Regions from separate parts of the Homo sapiens genome. Here regions 2 and 3 are each linked to region 1. A link is a contact called in ENCODE Hi-C or POLR2A ChIA-PET data. All regions are on one chromosome and are shown on one strand. Each heading gives the region's core, a stretch centred on a gene start or an enhancer-like site at or near the end of the contact. The rest is flanking DNA. Distances are from core to core; before and after follow the strand shown.

Region 1 (4,969 bases), core at 1,450-3,949:
ATTAGACTCTTGCCTGGCTGCAACCTCCGAGAAACACCCTGTCTCTGTTTATTTCATAGATATCTAAGTTCACCTCTGCGTTCACCCTTATACCTTTAATCCTCAAGGGAGTTTCAGCCAAAGCCCGATTTTTTTCCCATTTCTTTATAGATAGGGCCATTTATTCAACTCATTATACTAATATTACTGAAAACAAGGGCAGAGGTTAAGAACAGGAAAAATTCAATGAAGCAATGAGAGGGTATCAATTGCTAGGACAAGAAGTATATTCCAGGCACTTTTAAGCTATACCCATGCTCTCTTGAGCTCTTGCTGTGACCCTGATATTAACCATAAAAGTATAGCCCAAAAAGCTTGGTACCAAAAGAGCATCATGTATATCCATTTAGATTTTTACAGTGATATTAAAAGGGGTTATGAAACAGAAAATAAAGATCTGAATTAAACATTTAGGTCATGGTGGTTTTGCATAAAGTCTAGTATGTGAGAAGCATATTCGATACTGCACAAGACAATAAAAACAATAGCAATGTTTATTAGAATATCCTATTTAGAACCAGCAATCTGTGCAACATACTCAGCTTTTAGGAGATGGGCTGGCCCCGAGTTTCTTTCCGATGATGGATTTGGTGGGCTGGCATCTTGACCCTGTCATCCAGCCTGCGGGTACCATCAAAAGGCAGCTTGACCATTTTTGATATGTAGTGACAAAAGCTCTAATGTGTGAGTACAAAGGTGCCTTCTGTGAGTGCTTTGGTGCTTTAGCGCTTCAGTCAAATTACCAGTGGCTCTAATTAGTGTTCCTGAAATCTGGAGCAATCTATATCTGCATTCCAAAAAGGGGTGGAATGTTTCCCTCTGATAACACATTAGTATGAGTCCTTCCTAGATGGGTGTTCTGAAATTATAAGGACGTGATAGTGTGGAGGAGAAGCAGTTACGATAGAGAAACCTGTTGCTTTGAAAATCAGCAGTGATCTTTGCAATCAGCTGATTAATAAATATTTATACAGTACCTATCAAGTGCTACACTCTGAAAAAAATAAGTATGCAATGATAAATCACAGTACGGGCACCAATGTGGTTCTGACCTGGAAGCGAGTAGACCTGAGCCCTGACAGCCACTTACGATTGCTGCTATCTTTGGTTTAATCATTGTATAGCAGAGACAATAGTTATTGTCTCAACCAAGATTCATTTCCCTAGGACAAGTTACTTTATCTCTCTGGACCTCAAGATTAAGAGGGTCTGAAGGGATCATGCTGGTGGTGGTAATAAAAATAGCTTCACAGCTGGGCGCGGTGGCTCACGCCTGTAATCCCAGCACTTTGGGAGCCCGAGGGGAGCGGATCACGAGGTCAGGAGATTGAGACCATCCTGGCTAACAAGGTGAAACCCCGTCTCTACTAAAAATACAAAAATTAGCCGGGTGTGGTGGCAGGCACCTGTAGTCCCTGCTACTCGGGAAGCTGAGGTAGGAGAATGGTGTGAACCCGGGAGGCGGAGGTTGCAGTGAGCGGAGATCGCACCACTGCACTGCAGCCTGGGCGACAGAGCAAGACTCCATCTCAAACAAGCAAACAAAAAAATGGCTTCACATACTGAGGTGTATAATTGTGCTAAGTACTTTAATGCGAATTAACTCATATATTTCTAAAGCAAACTCAACTAGAAGATGGGTTCTGTTAGTCCCAATTTATAAATGAGAAAGCTGAGATTTAGGTTGTGTGACTTACCTGAAATCAAAGAACACCGACTAATGCCAGAGCTGAGATTCAGTAGCAAGTTTTAGAGCCTGTAAAGCTTCCAATCGGCACCCCCGGAAGCTCATCCCAGCTGTCACATTCTGTGGATCTGGGGACCTTAAAGAATCATCAAAAGATTGCCTGGGGAAACGAAAAGGTTGAAAACTGATGGGGGAAACCATATTTCAGGGAAATAGGGACGAGGCATTAGCAGAGCTTCAGAGAGGAGAAACATACCATCGTCTGTGGCTCAGAGAATTCAGAACCTAACTACATCAGAATACCGTGATGCTGAAATGCAGTGTGTCTTTCTGGGACACACACCGATAAATCAATGCTGAGATCTCAATTTGTGTTGACGTAGTGATGGTCATTCAGCAAATGAGCCTTCACATAGCAGGCAGTGCCACCCGGAAAGGCACTTCAAGGTTGCTGTATGACAACTAGTCTCACCTTCTCAACCTTTTCATTTTATACCAGTGTCAGCCACAGCTGGAGGACTTGTGAATTTCACTTTAACTATAATATTTAGTGAGGACACACACACACACACTCACACACTGGCACCCACAAAGTCTTCACTTTGAAACAAGGGTGGGTTTGGTTTCCTTCACTTATACAACTGATGCCTACCAGGGATATTTTTGTTTAGACGGCTCATTGGCCACAAACCGTTTCATTATGTGTTGCCCAGTTACCTTGGCTTCCTGCACATTCTTTTGAGCAGATAGTTCATCTCCTTATCTCAAAGAATTGTTTCCCCAAGTGTAGCCCTGGAGCCAATAGCTTTGATACCATCGAGGCAAGAAGGCATTAAACCACCTTTTTTGTAATTGTCTTAGTCTTACTTTTTCATGTCTGTTTCATGAAAAGTTGATGTGGTTAGATTTAAGCTGGGCCTCGCTGAGGGTATCATCTGTGCCTGGGGTTACCCACATCATCACGTGGCTTACCTTCCTTTGCAGTATGGTGATCTTATCTTCTTTGCTGCTTCTTGCCATAGAGCAACCAGCTCCTTCTAGCTCCTATGTGTGTGTGCATGCATACAAGTGTGCATTCGACATGCGTGGAGGCTTGCTCGTGGCAGCAGCTTGTAAAATGACACTTTACCATTCAGAATGAAAACTGGCTGGTTGGGGGCCTTTGCTATACTCTTAGGGGCAAACGACAACAACAACAACAACAACTCCTTCATTGGCTTTTCCATTTGGGAACTTGGAGCAAAGTTTTCCTTAAGTAGATGCATTTCTGTGTAGTTTAAAGTAGTAATTCTTTTGTTCCCTCTGTGTCCCAGTAACTGAGCTGACAACCCAGGGTACAAAGATGAATATGACTGAGTCACTGTCCTTGAGAGAGCCTCAGGACAGCCATAGGAGAAAACATGTTAACAAATAGCTAGAATTCAACTCAGGAAGGGCAGAGAGGTGCCAGGAACAGAGTTCTCTGGGAAGACAAGTGAGGGGACTAGGAGAGAAGAGCCAGAGGAGGCTATGAAAAGGAGCAGGCATTTAAACTCCATCCTCAAAGTCAAGTGCAGGTTTGCCAGTTAAAGAGGGGAAGATATTCCTGGTGGAGAGAATAACCAAAAAAAAAGTAAATGAAGATGTGAAAGTGTGGGCTATGTTTCCTGTGCCCTGAGCAGAGTAGGTATATTAGGGTGAGGCTGTAGAAAGATGGGCCAGCCCAGCTGAGGAAGGACTTAGTGCATTATCCTGAGATGTTTAGCATTCAGGGTATGCTTTAAGATTCAATCCAACAAGTGCACCAGAGACCCAGGAAAAGCAAAAAGAGACATTCACGGACCTTGCCAAAATGGAGAACTTTGCCTTCCCCAGCAAGACAGGGCTGTGCCAGCCGTTCTGTCCCTGGTTCTGACTCAGCCTTTGGCTTTCTTTTCATCAGTCATTTAACCCTCCGAGAACCTGGCTTGCCACGGTCAGAGTGTGAATCTTGAAAGCGTCCTTGACCCCTCCTGACAACTGTAAAGTCATGGGAAGAATTGCTCTTGTAACTCATCTTGCCCTTGGGCAGCTAGTGGACATTTGACCATGACACGTGTAACAAGAACAGTTGGTTTGTGTGGCTGCAGCAGCCACATCACAGGGAGAGGGAAAGAGCTCTCCGCCTGGGAGAAAAGGCCTTGGGAACTGTGTGGGCTCTACCACTCTGATACTGAATGACCTTGGACAAGTTATTTCTCTCCAGGCTCCGATGTCCTCACCTGTAAAATGAGGTACCTGGACTTTATGGCTACTAAGAGGCCTTTTCTCCCTTCTACCGTGTCTGATTCTGCCTTGACTCTTTAATTTTTAGGAAGTTAGAGTGCAGGAGACTGACCAGGGAGCGTCTCTGCTTAACATGGGGACTCTGAGATTTGTGCATGTTTGTGCTTTGAGCAAGGAAAAAACAAATCACCAAGTGGCCCAGCGAGGTTGTTCCTTCTTCCATTTCCTTGCAGCAGAACAGCAGGGGGAGGGAGAGCGGCAGAACCCAGCTTCTTGGCTGAGTAGATCTTGGGTTTGGACATTTGGAGAATTACCTTAGGAATGGAGTTTCACGAGGGGTGTGGTGGGTGAACGAGAAGGGTGGACAGAGAAAGAGGCTGCTGCAGGATGCAGAGAAAGAGCCCACGTTTCAAATGAATACAGCCAGCCCCAGCTCTTCCACCACCCACTCTCACTCAGCAGATGTGGCGGGCTGGCACTCACTGCCCATCTACTTGAAGCTTCCTGGGCTGCGTGTCTTCTTTATCCACCCGATCTTCTACTTTGAAGGCTGAGAACTTTCAGCTCATATGGATTGAGGACTTCTTAGAGCTCCTCTGCCCCAGGCACCAGTTTGGGTTTGGGAGGGGGTGACCATGACAGCCCAGGACCTGTGTGGAGGGTCGGGGGAGGGGTGTGACAGCAGCACAGGGCATCCGTTCAGGTAGAAGGGGCAGTGAAGGGGTCAAGAGCATGGGTTTTGACATCATAAGATCTGCAGTCCAATGCTCACCACTGACCACTGACCCACTGTCAGCCTTCTGAAGCTGCTTCATCTCTACAGGCCTGAAAATGGAAAGTGCAAGTAATGAAACTTCATGTAGGACTCTTGTGAGAACTAACTCAGGAAGCAATGCTTAACGCTGTATCTGATGTGTACTAAGTGGCCCATAAATCATAAATGGTAGCTTTGAAAATATCTATTATGATTAATGCTTTGAACAGTAAGTTAGGGTCAAG
Region 2 (4,969 bases), core at 1,343-3,842, 370 kb after region 1:
ATGATCTGAAATCTCAACACAGAGCTGTATGGTAATGCTACCATATCACACTACCATGGGCAGGTACCTCCCAGCAGCATGAGCTCTTAAACAATTAGAGCAGTTCCTTCAGGCCAGGTCAGGTGTCCCCAACTCTTCCTGACTGCATGCTTTGTGAGACAGTACCCAACACATGAACTTTTACGCTGCCTTTGTCCTACACAAGCCATCCACATCACTTACCTAATAAGAAATACTATCTGCAGCCAGGCATGGTGGCTCACGCCTGTAATCCCAGCATTTTGGGAGGCCGAGGTGGGCGGATCACGAGATCAGGAGTTCAAGACCAGCCTAACCAACATGGTGAAACCCTGTCTCTACTAAAAATACAAAAATTAGCCGGGCGTGGTGGTATGCACCTGTTATCCCAGCTACTCAGGAGGCTGAGGCAGGAGAATCGCTTGAACCCGAGAGGCAGAGGTTGCAGTGAGCCAAGATCGCCCCACTATACTCCAGCCTGGGCGACAGAGGGAGACTCCATCTCAAAAAAAAAAAAAAAAAGAAAAGAAAAGAAAAAAGAAAAAGAAAAAAAGAAATGCTATCTGCACAGTGCCAGGCATTGTAGTGGTTGATTTTTTTAAGCATTCACAAACACTGTCTCCTAACTGGCCTCCTCCCTTCAATGAATTCCGTAGGTTGCCAGGTGAACTTTCCTGAAGCACAGCCAGCCAGTTCTGATTGTGTCATTATGTAAGCTTTTTTGTTTGTTTGTTTCCTAGCATTTTATTTCTTATGCAATAAAGTCAAACTTCCTTAGTCTGGCTTATAAAATCTTACGTGTTCTAGCTTCAACCAGTTTTTCCAACCCCTTTTCCTCTACTACTCTTCAGAGACCTTGCATTCCAGGCAAAATAAACTACCTATGGTTTCCTGTAGCATATTTTTTACATTAACATAATTTCTAACAATATTCTAAATCAGTCTAAAATGTCAGCCAGGGGTAGTGGCTCACACCTGTAATCCCAGCACTTAGGGAGGCCAAGGTGGGCAGATCACTTGAGGTCAAGAGTTAAAGATCACCCTGGCAAACCCCATCTCTACTAAAAAAAAAATACAAAAATTAGCCAAGTGTGGTGGCATGCACTTGTAGTCCCAGCTACTAGGGAGACTGACGCAGGAGAATCGCTTGAACCCAGGTGGCAGAAGTTGCAGTGAGCTGAGATCACACCACTGCACTCCAGTCTGGGAGACTCTGTCTTAAAATAAAATGTAGAACATGCTTCCCTAATAGCACACACTAGATTCTGTTTATGCAATAAGTTTATGCAGTTCCTTGTATTAAAAAAAATTATAGGAGGCCATTGTTTAGAACTTCTGCACTAGACCCCAAGAGACCAGACTAAAATAAAAATGGTATCACTCAGGCTCACCACACCGAAACTGAGTTATGTGGCCCTCCAAGAAATCAGGAGACAGAGGTAACAGGCCAGTTTCAATTTTCAATCAGCAAGATAATGAATTTCCTCTGTTTTAGTCCCTACAGCAAAGAGTAACTTGAAGTAACCTGATGTTAACCAATCAGTTATCTTTCTATTGTACTGTCTGTCTCCACCTTACCAGGAAAGTAACTTTGAAATGATCAATCTGCTTTTTGTTCTTTGTTTCTACTTTCTACAGACCTTTTTTCTGTCCGTAATGCCAACCTCCTCTGTTCCACTCATTGGGACACTCATTCCATTTTATGGAATGAAGTGTTGCCTGATTCCAGAATCGCAATAAGGCCAACTGAGATCTTTAGATGTGTCAAATTTTTGTCTTTTGACACTTGTGCTGGTCTGTCTAGAACGCCCTTTCTCTTCATTCCACATACCCACATTCTTCAAATGAGCTCACACGGCAGGTGCTCAGTGCAGCAACTGACATGTAAGTACTCAATACTATTCAAAACTGCGTTTTGTCCCTCACACTAGCTATTCCTCTCCCTCTAACCTCAATCTATACACCTTTCTTATGTAGTTTATTACTTTCTATTGTATTTAATGTAAATGTCTTAGATTGCCAGAGATCCAAAGCACTGGAAAAATCAGTATTCAGTCTTAGTCCATGTGTACCCAGCACCAAGCACAAAGTACTCTGTTTACGGTCAATAAATCTTTCCGTAATGGATGAGAACAAAACTAGTGTTTGAACTCACAGCTAAAACTGGATGGGGAGTGGAGCGGAGGTGAAGGAGCACTTAATGAGGCCCTACTATGTGCCAGGTACTGTGCAGAGCACAGCTTCTTCCTTTGTTTCATTTAATCCTTTCCAAAAAACCGTATGATGCAGCAGTAACAATTTCATCTCCATTTTACATATGAGGAGTTTGGGTTACGGAAGTCAGGAAACTTGCCTGAGGTCACAACCAAGTATGTTTGGGTCTTTCCAGTACCGCACTTGTCGCTTGTCCGCCTTCCAATTTATCACTCCCCTCCTCTCCCCGACGAAGGTCGAGGACTTTCTAGGAAAACACGCAGTCTCCAACCACTTCCGCCTGGCGAGCCCAGTCTCGCACTTCGCTGCCAGAACCACAGCGAGCGCTTGTGGCGGGAGGAAAGGAGGGGAGCAGCCGTCAAGACGCAAGGCCCCGCCCACTATGTCGCTGAGACGTCATCACGCAGGGCCGAGTCGGCGCGGCCACATCCTTTAAATATGGTCTTTTTTGGGCGCGCGCGACAATGTGAGGAGTGGGGTGGAGCGTGTGTGGTGTGTGGCTGCGGCCTGGGCAAGAGCCGCCGCGGACCATGAGGTGGGCGGAAAGGCTGTGTTGCAGCCCAGACGCGGACGGGAGGGCGCTGCCGGGCCAGCGGGCGTGCTCATGCAGGGGCGGGAGGAGGGAACATGGCGGCCGGGCCAGGACCCTTTGCTCCTGGCTCTGCGCGGCTCCTACCCCTGCTTTGCTTGCCCTTTTACCTGCTTTTCTGGAACCTTGTTTCCCCTCTCTTTGCGTCCCCTTTCCCTCAGCCGTTTCTTTTGCCTTCCTCGACTATTCCCCCCCAGCTCCACACTGGGTCGAAGTGTGAGAGGTAGATTAAGTGGGAGCCGGTCGGGCCCGTTCGGTGTCGAGAGACCGACTCCTAAATTTGATTAGGTTCTCGCAGGTCACTTTATCAGTCTGCCTGGGGTCACAGGAGAAGTACTGAACATGAGAGATCAAGCCTGATTTGTAGTCCTGATGATGTCTGTAAGTGATCTTGTGAAATGTCACTTAAGTTGACCTCAAGTCTTCTCAAATGTGAGGTTCTTTGTGAAAGGCCTAAGATTCCTGATATCGAGGTAGCTTTTGTCATAAAGTGCCTGCCAGAATCTGCCCCATAACAAAGCATGGTCGGGAAAACAAAAGATTTATTTTGGCAGTAAGGGAATGGAAAACTGAGTTGACTTCCCGTTCCATGCCATCAAGTGGCCTAGTATGTAAGCAATGAGAACACCGTTCTGTTTCAGCTCTTATTTCCATAGTGAGTGTCCTGAGAGTAACACTCCCGGCGTAGATTAAATGGAAAAGGGCTCGTCCTGTATCGTCATTGCTGCTCTGCTACAAAGAACCTTGGGTCTGCTGTATTCTGTTTTAGGTGCCACAGTCTGTTGAGGGTAGATGTTTAGGGAGAGATTCTTCCTCACCTAATAGCACCTGGCCTAGCCAATCACTTGCTTTTGATCTTGGCCTTTTGTTTTTACTCAGCTGAGTAAGTTCTGGAGGGATCCTGCCTCTTGGAGCCTTCGCAGCCAGGCAGCTGTGAACTGTGAGCTAGAGTGAAGCAGAAATCTAGGAAGATGAGCTCCAAGATGGTCATAAGTGAACCAGGACTGAATTGGTGAGTTGTAGCCACTTTGTAATCCACTGAAGAGGAGTGTAGTGGGGCTGATGGTTGACATAAGAAAATAGATTTCTGGCATAGAGAGATTTGGAGGAAACAGAAAATACAAGTTTAGGGTCTCAGAATTTACCCTATCCTCATCTTCACATACGGAATGCTAGAGTTATGGCTGACTGTACTTCCACTCCTATAGTGGAACAACACAGTTCAGCACTCAAATTATTTTTAGGTATAATTCCCTCAGGTATTTATTGTTGGTCTCCTGTGAAGGAGAGATACTGGAATTTTCTTGAGTCCAAGAACCTTGGCCCATTTCCATACAAGTAATAAAAAAGACCCTCTTTAAGAATAGACATGCTTTTTGTTATATTGAAATCTATATCAAATGATATAAATGCATAGACTGTATTTTAAAAGTGTATGAGAACTTTGCAAATAGAGAACCTGGTTAAATAATATAGTGGTTTTGTAGCCATCTAGCTAATACATGTGCTGCTTTAGTTCATTTTAACACACATTTACTAAGCCAGCCAAGGAGGATCAAATGTTATAAATGGTTACAAAGAGTATTAAAATAGTACCTGACTCAGACTATTAAGTCAGTATGTTCATTGAGTATTTGTTTATTGCTAACAACACTCCCATCCCCAGGGAGCTCACAATCCCTGAGACCCTTTACTTTGTTTTTATATGATGTGCAGAAACTTAAGAATTTATTGAGATGTCACAGATACAATACCACGACAAGGTAATAAGAAACTATACTGATGCATAGCAAATAAGACTTTCTAATTTTACCATTAATACCTTAATATAGTTTTTTGGATAAATGCCTTTAAGAACAGTTTAAAAAGGAGAAGAGTATGGAGCAAATATGCTAGAATTTCCTATCTGGGCACTAGGACACCCAGAAGTTACCATTTGATTAGGTAAGAGGTATGCACATTTGCATTCCTTGCCAGTGCTATAAAGTATGCATTCAGATGTAGCACAGATGCTCTTGTATACCACCGGCATTGTGGAACTAGTTGTGGTTTAGAACCTTTGCACAATATTGTAGCCCTTGGAATTATCCTTTTCCACGGAATTTTACTGACCTTTGTCCTCCCTAGTAACGTTAATGGATTCAGTGT
Region 3 (4,969 bases), core at 1,754-4,253, 290 kb after region 1:
AATCTTTTTGAATGAGGACAGAAAATATTTAACTGTTACACTTCCATATAATAGCCTTGTGCTTTTATTTTTCTTTCAAATAATCATAACAAATACCCATCCTGTACCCCAGGCCCTGTCATAGCTATATGTGTTTCACTTTACTTACATTTTAAAAAATCAATTATCAGCAAATCACAGTACTTCAATGGGAAATAACTTCACAGAGAAAGAGAAGTGACTGGATTAAAATCACTTACTCAGTGTTAGAGAGGAAAAAACCCAACTTCTTCCTCTACCCGCTTATATTCAGTGTCTGGGGCCCCACAAAATAAACTTACAAAAGACAGGTTAACGGGAGAAAAAGGATTATTTTATATGTATGTGAGGGGGCCTCACAGAAATTAAGTGAATACCCCCAAGAAGGTCATCAGATCTGGAGGCTTATATACCATTTTAACAAAGGGCAATAAACTTATGGAGAAGTGACAAGATAAAGGAAAATGGTTTGAGGCTTCTAGGGGCCATATATTGTGGGAAGGTAAATATATGTGGGAACTAATGGAAGACAAGGGTTACTTCAATAAGGTTTGTTTTAGCAGATTTAAGTCAGTGCCCATCTGTAGTGATAAGGGTTGTCTCCTCTTCCTGGTATGGGGTTGGGGCAGAGGGCACCTTTACAAGGGGAAATGTATGCCCTGCCTATAGGCAGATAGGGGTAGGGTAGAGAGCTTTTTCTGCTGTTTCTCAGTTGCTTTCAGCTCAAAATAATCTTCATGCCAAAGTGTCATAATTTGGGGTGGCATATTCTGATCTTCTCACCAGTTAGTTGCAGAGCTAAAATTAGAACTTAGACCATCTGACTCTTAGCCCATTCTTTTGATTTCTCTATGCTTTATTATATAATATTAAAATAGCTGTTAGTCTCTGTGATACTACTACAAGAGGCTTACCAATTCTAATATTAGAACCAACCAACAAGCCTGGCTCCACACCCTTGGCACATGTCACAATCAATCACAGCACAGTGCATCTCAACCAGCCCCCAAGCATTCACTTGAAATCCATGTGACTCGGAATATGAGCTGAAACTCACTTGCCATCTTGACCTTATAGTAATCCCAGGATAAAGCAGTAATTCCTGGTTCAGAAAAGCAGATGGAGATTAACTTTGATTATTGAGTATTATCTGGGATCAGATAAAAATATCAATAGCTCATATAACAATAGTAATAGCAGTTACAATTGTATGCCAGGCATTGAGCTAGTTGCTTACATATATTCTTGCATTTGAGCCTCATAACAGCCCTGTGAAGTAGGTACTGTTATCTCTGTGGTAGAGATTAGGAAATAGAGGTTTGGAGAGGTTAAATAACTTGCCCATGATCACAGTGCTAATAAGTGGAAGATTTAGCATTGGGGTCCAAGGCTGTCTATCTGTAAAGCCACTCCTTGACATCTGACAACATATATGGAGAGGTCCATGTGCTGACCACTTGTAGCCCAGCCCTAGATGTCACAAGAGTAGTTATTAACTTTCTCACCTCCAGCCTTTTCTTTTAATCCTGTGAATTCCTTTGACATCTGTGGGTGGCAGGCTCTAGTAAATGTAGTTCAGAAGAAGATGCCTGCCCCAATTGATTTTTTTAGACACTTTAATTTGTGTTGGTTCTTGCTGTAGTTTCCACACTAGAAGGAAAGACCTGAGGCTGTCATTGGGTATTTTAATAACCCTTTCATTCCACTCCAGGGTAGTAGATATTACATGCTAGAAGCAGGTGGTAGGATTTCCTAATTTATTTATTCCTTTGGAGCACCTGCTATGTGTCAGGCACTGAGGCAGGCACTGGGAAGACAGGATGGAGAAGAATGACAGGTTCCTGCTCTATACATCTTATTCTTAATGTGTGGAGACAGCTAATAAATACGTGGCATTCCAGGGACTGATAAAGGCTTTGTAGAATGAATGCAGGTATTCATAGCAGGTGACTTGCGGGGAGAGGGCGAGGGATGCCTTGGGTTTTTCATTTCCTGTGGACCCTAGGACAAATATTAAGAAAAACTTTTCAAAAAGCAAGATAAGCTTCTGTATCTCTGAAATGACTGCAGTGCACTTGTGGCTCAGACGGAGACTGAGGAAAATGTAAAAAGACATGGTGTAATTTCAGTGTAATTTTCCTGTTTGACACCACTATCATTTTCCCAGTCTTCTGGGCCCTTCTCTCCCTGATAACTCTCTGCACCTGCAGCTGCATCGTGTTCTACCTATGATGCAAGGCTCACTGCCTCTCCCTAACACCACCACTGTGAACCACGAAGGATCCTGTGTTTTGTGTCCTCAAAGTCAGGTCCCCTGTGGCTACCGAAGTTCAACCACCTACACTGATAAAAGAGCCTCGGCTCACTCTTCCCAAGTGAATTGTTTCTGTTCACACTGGTTCTGTTTTTCTCTGTGAAATGAGGAGGTTGGGATAAACCCCAGTTGAAAAGGTGGCAGGAGAATGAACAGATGGTGGCAGTATCACCTTGGTCTTGCCCAAGCTTGGTAACCTTAGGACAGTCACTTTACCTCTCAGTCTCAGGTGCCTTGACTGAAAAGAAAGGGGTTTGATTTGTTAATCACAGAGGTCTTTATGGACCTGGCATTGAATGATTTAAAAGGTTCCATGTAGCTCTTTAGAGTACACTAAACAAAACAAAAACTATGATTTACTAGAGGCTGTGCATCTCTTTCCAGAGGAGTTTCAGACCAGGAAAGAGGACAGTAGTACAGTATCATTGTGGGGCGGTAGGAAAAATTATTCAAGGTCTTTTAACTTTCATTCCTGAGGACAGTTAGTGAGGGAAATGAACTCTTATGAGGTTGTTAATGAGATCAGAGCAAAGATGGCTCTTTGTACTCCCAAACTATGTTTAATTTCTTAAACTTTAGAAATGGCAGGTTTTAACTAAGTCAGCCAGATGAGGATGTGGGAACCGAGCAGGGACCAGGATGAGCCAAAGCATCAGAATCACTTACTTGTGAAACTGACCGGCTTCTGCTTGTTATCTGTCATTTTACTCCATATTGAGGTCAGAGTGGTAAAGCTATTTTGCAGTATACATTTCCTTTTGCTTAAAAGACATGAGATTATCAAAACAACAGGGAAGGGACGTTACTCACTCTCACCAGTAATTTTCAAATGCTGAAAATAAATGTGCCTAGATATAGTCTCCATAAATATATTAATGTGTTGCATATTCCCTATATAGCTATAGTTATTTCTTAATTGATTTCACTCTGCAATACTGTGAAATCGCCTTATGGAAATCTGAAACATAAAAAGATACCACTTTTTATGACTTTGTAGCTATCCTGTTTTCTTCTAAAGGTATTGGTTAAGTGCATTGAAGCATGGGTGGTCCACACAGTGGCTCTTCCAGACAAACTAAATTAGCAGAAGGAGCAGCAAAACCAGCAGTTATGCAAAATGTTTCTTTTTGTTTTCTTTAATTGTGGTAATGAGTTCATTCAATTTTGAAAGCTTATCTTTGTATGCCTGTCTTCCATGAAATTTTGAGGTGTGAATTCAGCCATTCATTGCTTGAGCTTTTATTATTTCAGAATTAGGGTAGCATTACTTCTTTTCCCTCATCATCCCCTTGGAGAGTCACCATCTAGATGATAATATATACTTCTATTTATGTCTTTCTCCTAGTGTCCTTAAGCCTTAAGGAAAAGAAACAACATCAAAAAACATTAATTTTTTTCCATTGAAAGCTGATCCATGTGTGTGCTGACAATAACTTTAATCCCTTTAATGTCCAAGTGAGGAGGATTGAAAACTGGTAACACTTTCATTGATATTTTTTAAATATGCTCTTATAGCAAAAAAAGTTTGATATCTTTTTGGTGACCACTTAAAGGAGAAACTATTGACGCATAAATTATAAATTCTATGGCTTTAAATATTATTTTTTGAGATGAATGTGTTTGGGGTAGAATATGAACAACTTAAAACTTTAAAATTTCCATCTAAATTTCAAGTCTTAAATGTGCCTCTTGGTTTTTTGTTTGTTTGTTTGTTTGTTTTTGAGACGGAGTCTCACTCTGCTGCCCAGGCTGGAGTGCAATGGCACGATCTTGGTTCACTGCAACCTCCATCCCCCAGGTTCAAGAAATTCTCTGCCTCAGCCTCCCGAGTAGCTGGGATTATAGGCGTGTGCCATCACACCTGGCTAATTTTTGTATTTTTAGTAGAGATGGGATTTCACCATCTTGGCCAGGCTGGTCTTGAACTCCTGACCTCATGATCCACCTACCACGGTCTTTCAAAGTGCTGGGATTACAGGCGTGAGCCACCGCGCCCGGCCCCTCTTCTACACTTTTTTCAAGGTCGGAAGCAGCTCACATATAGACAATTACATCTTCAGCCACTTAGTTTTTTAATATCACTTTCGTTTCATAAAATGAGCTATGTTGTCCTTACAATTCAGTTGATGGCCAGAAGAAAATCAGACCCTTTATAAAAAGTAGGACTTTAAAAAGCACTGGTGTCCTATTGTAGGCTGTTTCACAATACACATAGTAAAATATGAATTTTATTGTTTGTTTTGTTGATTGGGAAGGAGATGGGAGGGGGTGGAGAGTGACGTTATAGTTTGAATTTATAATTTGAAAGCAGAGAAAATGGATGAAATAAAAAGATTACCATATGAGTATCACCAGATCCTCCCTCCCACACACACATACCTATCCCCAGGCAATCTTTCTGTGAGAATTTACCTTGGTGTTTAAAAATCACGGCAATATAAAAGTGATATTAAAAATAGTATACTACCACTGTAAGAAGTATGACAAACATGTGAGATCCTGAGAAACTGCAGAATATTTTCTCATTCAAAGTTTAGTACCTTGGTCTTATAGTGTTTGACACTAAAAAACATAGCAAATACTCTTTTATATTTAGCCTATTCCGTGATGCCTTGTTTCTTAAATTAATTCATGGGC

The links. A loop is a pair of places that touch in the nucleus more often than their neighbours do. ChIA-PET counts read pairs that join two places held with the same protein, here RNA polymerase II (POLR2A). Pooled maps may share reads with other maps.
Region 2: a loop to region 1 is called in a map of naive thymus-derived CD4-positive, alpha-beta T cell, with 2.5 times the contacts of the local background. The contact joins the promoter of RORA-AS1 here to the enhancer-like site in region 1. A Hi-C loop is called at or near these places in 2 of 168 maps with a recorded cell type or tissue (naive thymus-derived CD4-positive, alpha-beta T cell and natural killer cell) and 5 of 50 pooled maps. POLR2A ChIA-PET finds 5 or more read pairs at or near these places in 1 of 52 experiments (activated T-cell).
Region 3: a pooled map shows a loop between it and region 1 (2.5-fold over the local background). The contact joins two enhancer-like sites. A Hi-C loop is called at or near these places in 1 of 168 maps with a recorded cell type or tissue (natural killer cell) and 5 of 50 pooled maps. POLR2A ChIA-PET finds 5 or more read pairs at or near these places in 3 of 52 experiments (CD4-positive, alpha-beta T cell, CD4-positive, alpha-beta memory T cell and activated CD4-positive, alpha-beta T cell).

The regions. Positions count from the first base shown.
Region 1 is chr15:60,842,366-60,847,334 of GRCh38, reverse strand. The region is part of intron 1 of RORA (RAR related orphan receptor A); the gene reads left to right. Among named protein-coding and RNA genes, the nearest start is that of RORA-AS4, 81 kb to the right of the region's middle. Within about 2 kb of position 2,699, at least 3 of the 41 ENCODE cell types and tissues checked have a DNase peak (open chromatin) inside an H3K27ac peak, as active enhancers do; they include CD4-positive, alpha-beta T cell and natural killer cell, where a contact is called at or near this core.
Region 2 is chr15:60,476,801-60,481,769 of GRCh38, reverse strand. It overlaps RORA-AS1 (RORA antisense RNA 1), which reads right to left and starts at 2,592. Exons shown (of 6, transcript NR_120342.1): 1 at 2,372-2,592. It overlaps ICE2 (interactor of little elongation complex ELL subunit 2), which reads left to right and starts at 2,628. Exons shown (of 16, transcript NM_024611.6): 1 at 2,628-2,767; 2 at 3,701-3,833. The coding sequence starts at 3,793. RefSeq lists enhancers at 2,827-3,354, 3,677-3,796.
Region 3 is chr15:60,549,374-60,554,342 of GRCh38, reverse strand. The region is part of intron 2 of RORA (RAR related orphan receptor A); the gene reads left to right. The region is part of intron 3 of RORA-AS1 (RORA antisense RNA 1); the gene reads right to left. Among named protein-coding and RNA genes, the nearest start is that of RORA-AS1, 73 kb to the right of the region's middle. Within about 2 kb of position 3,003, at least 4 of the 41 ENCODE cell types and tissues checked have a DNase peak (open chromatin) inside an H3K27ac peak, as active enhancers do; they include CD4-positive, alpha-beta T cell and natural killer cell, where a contact is called at or near this core.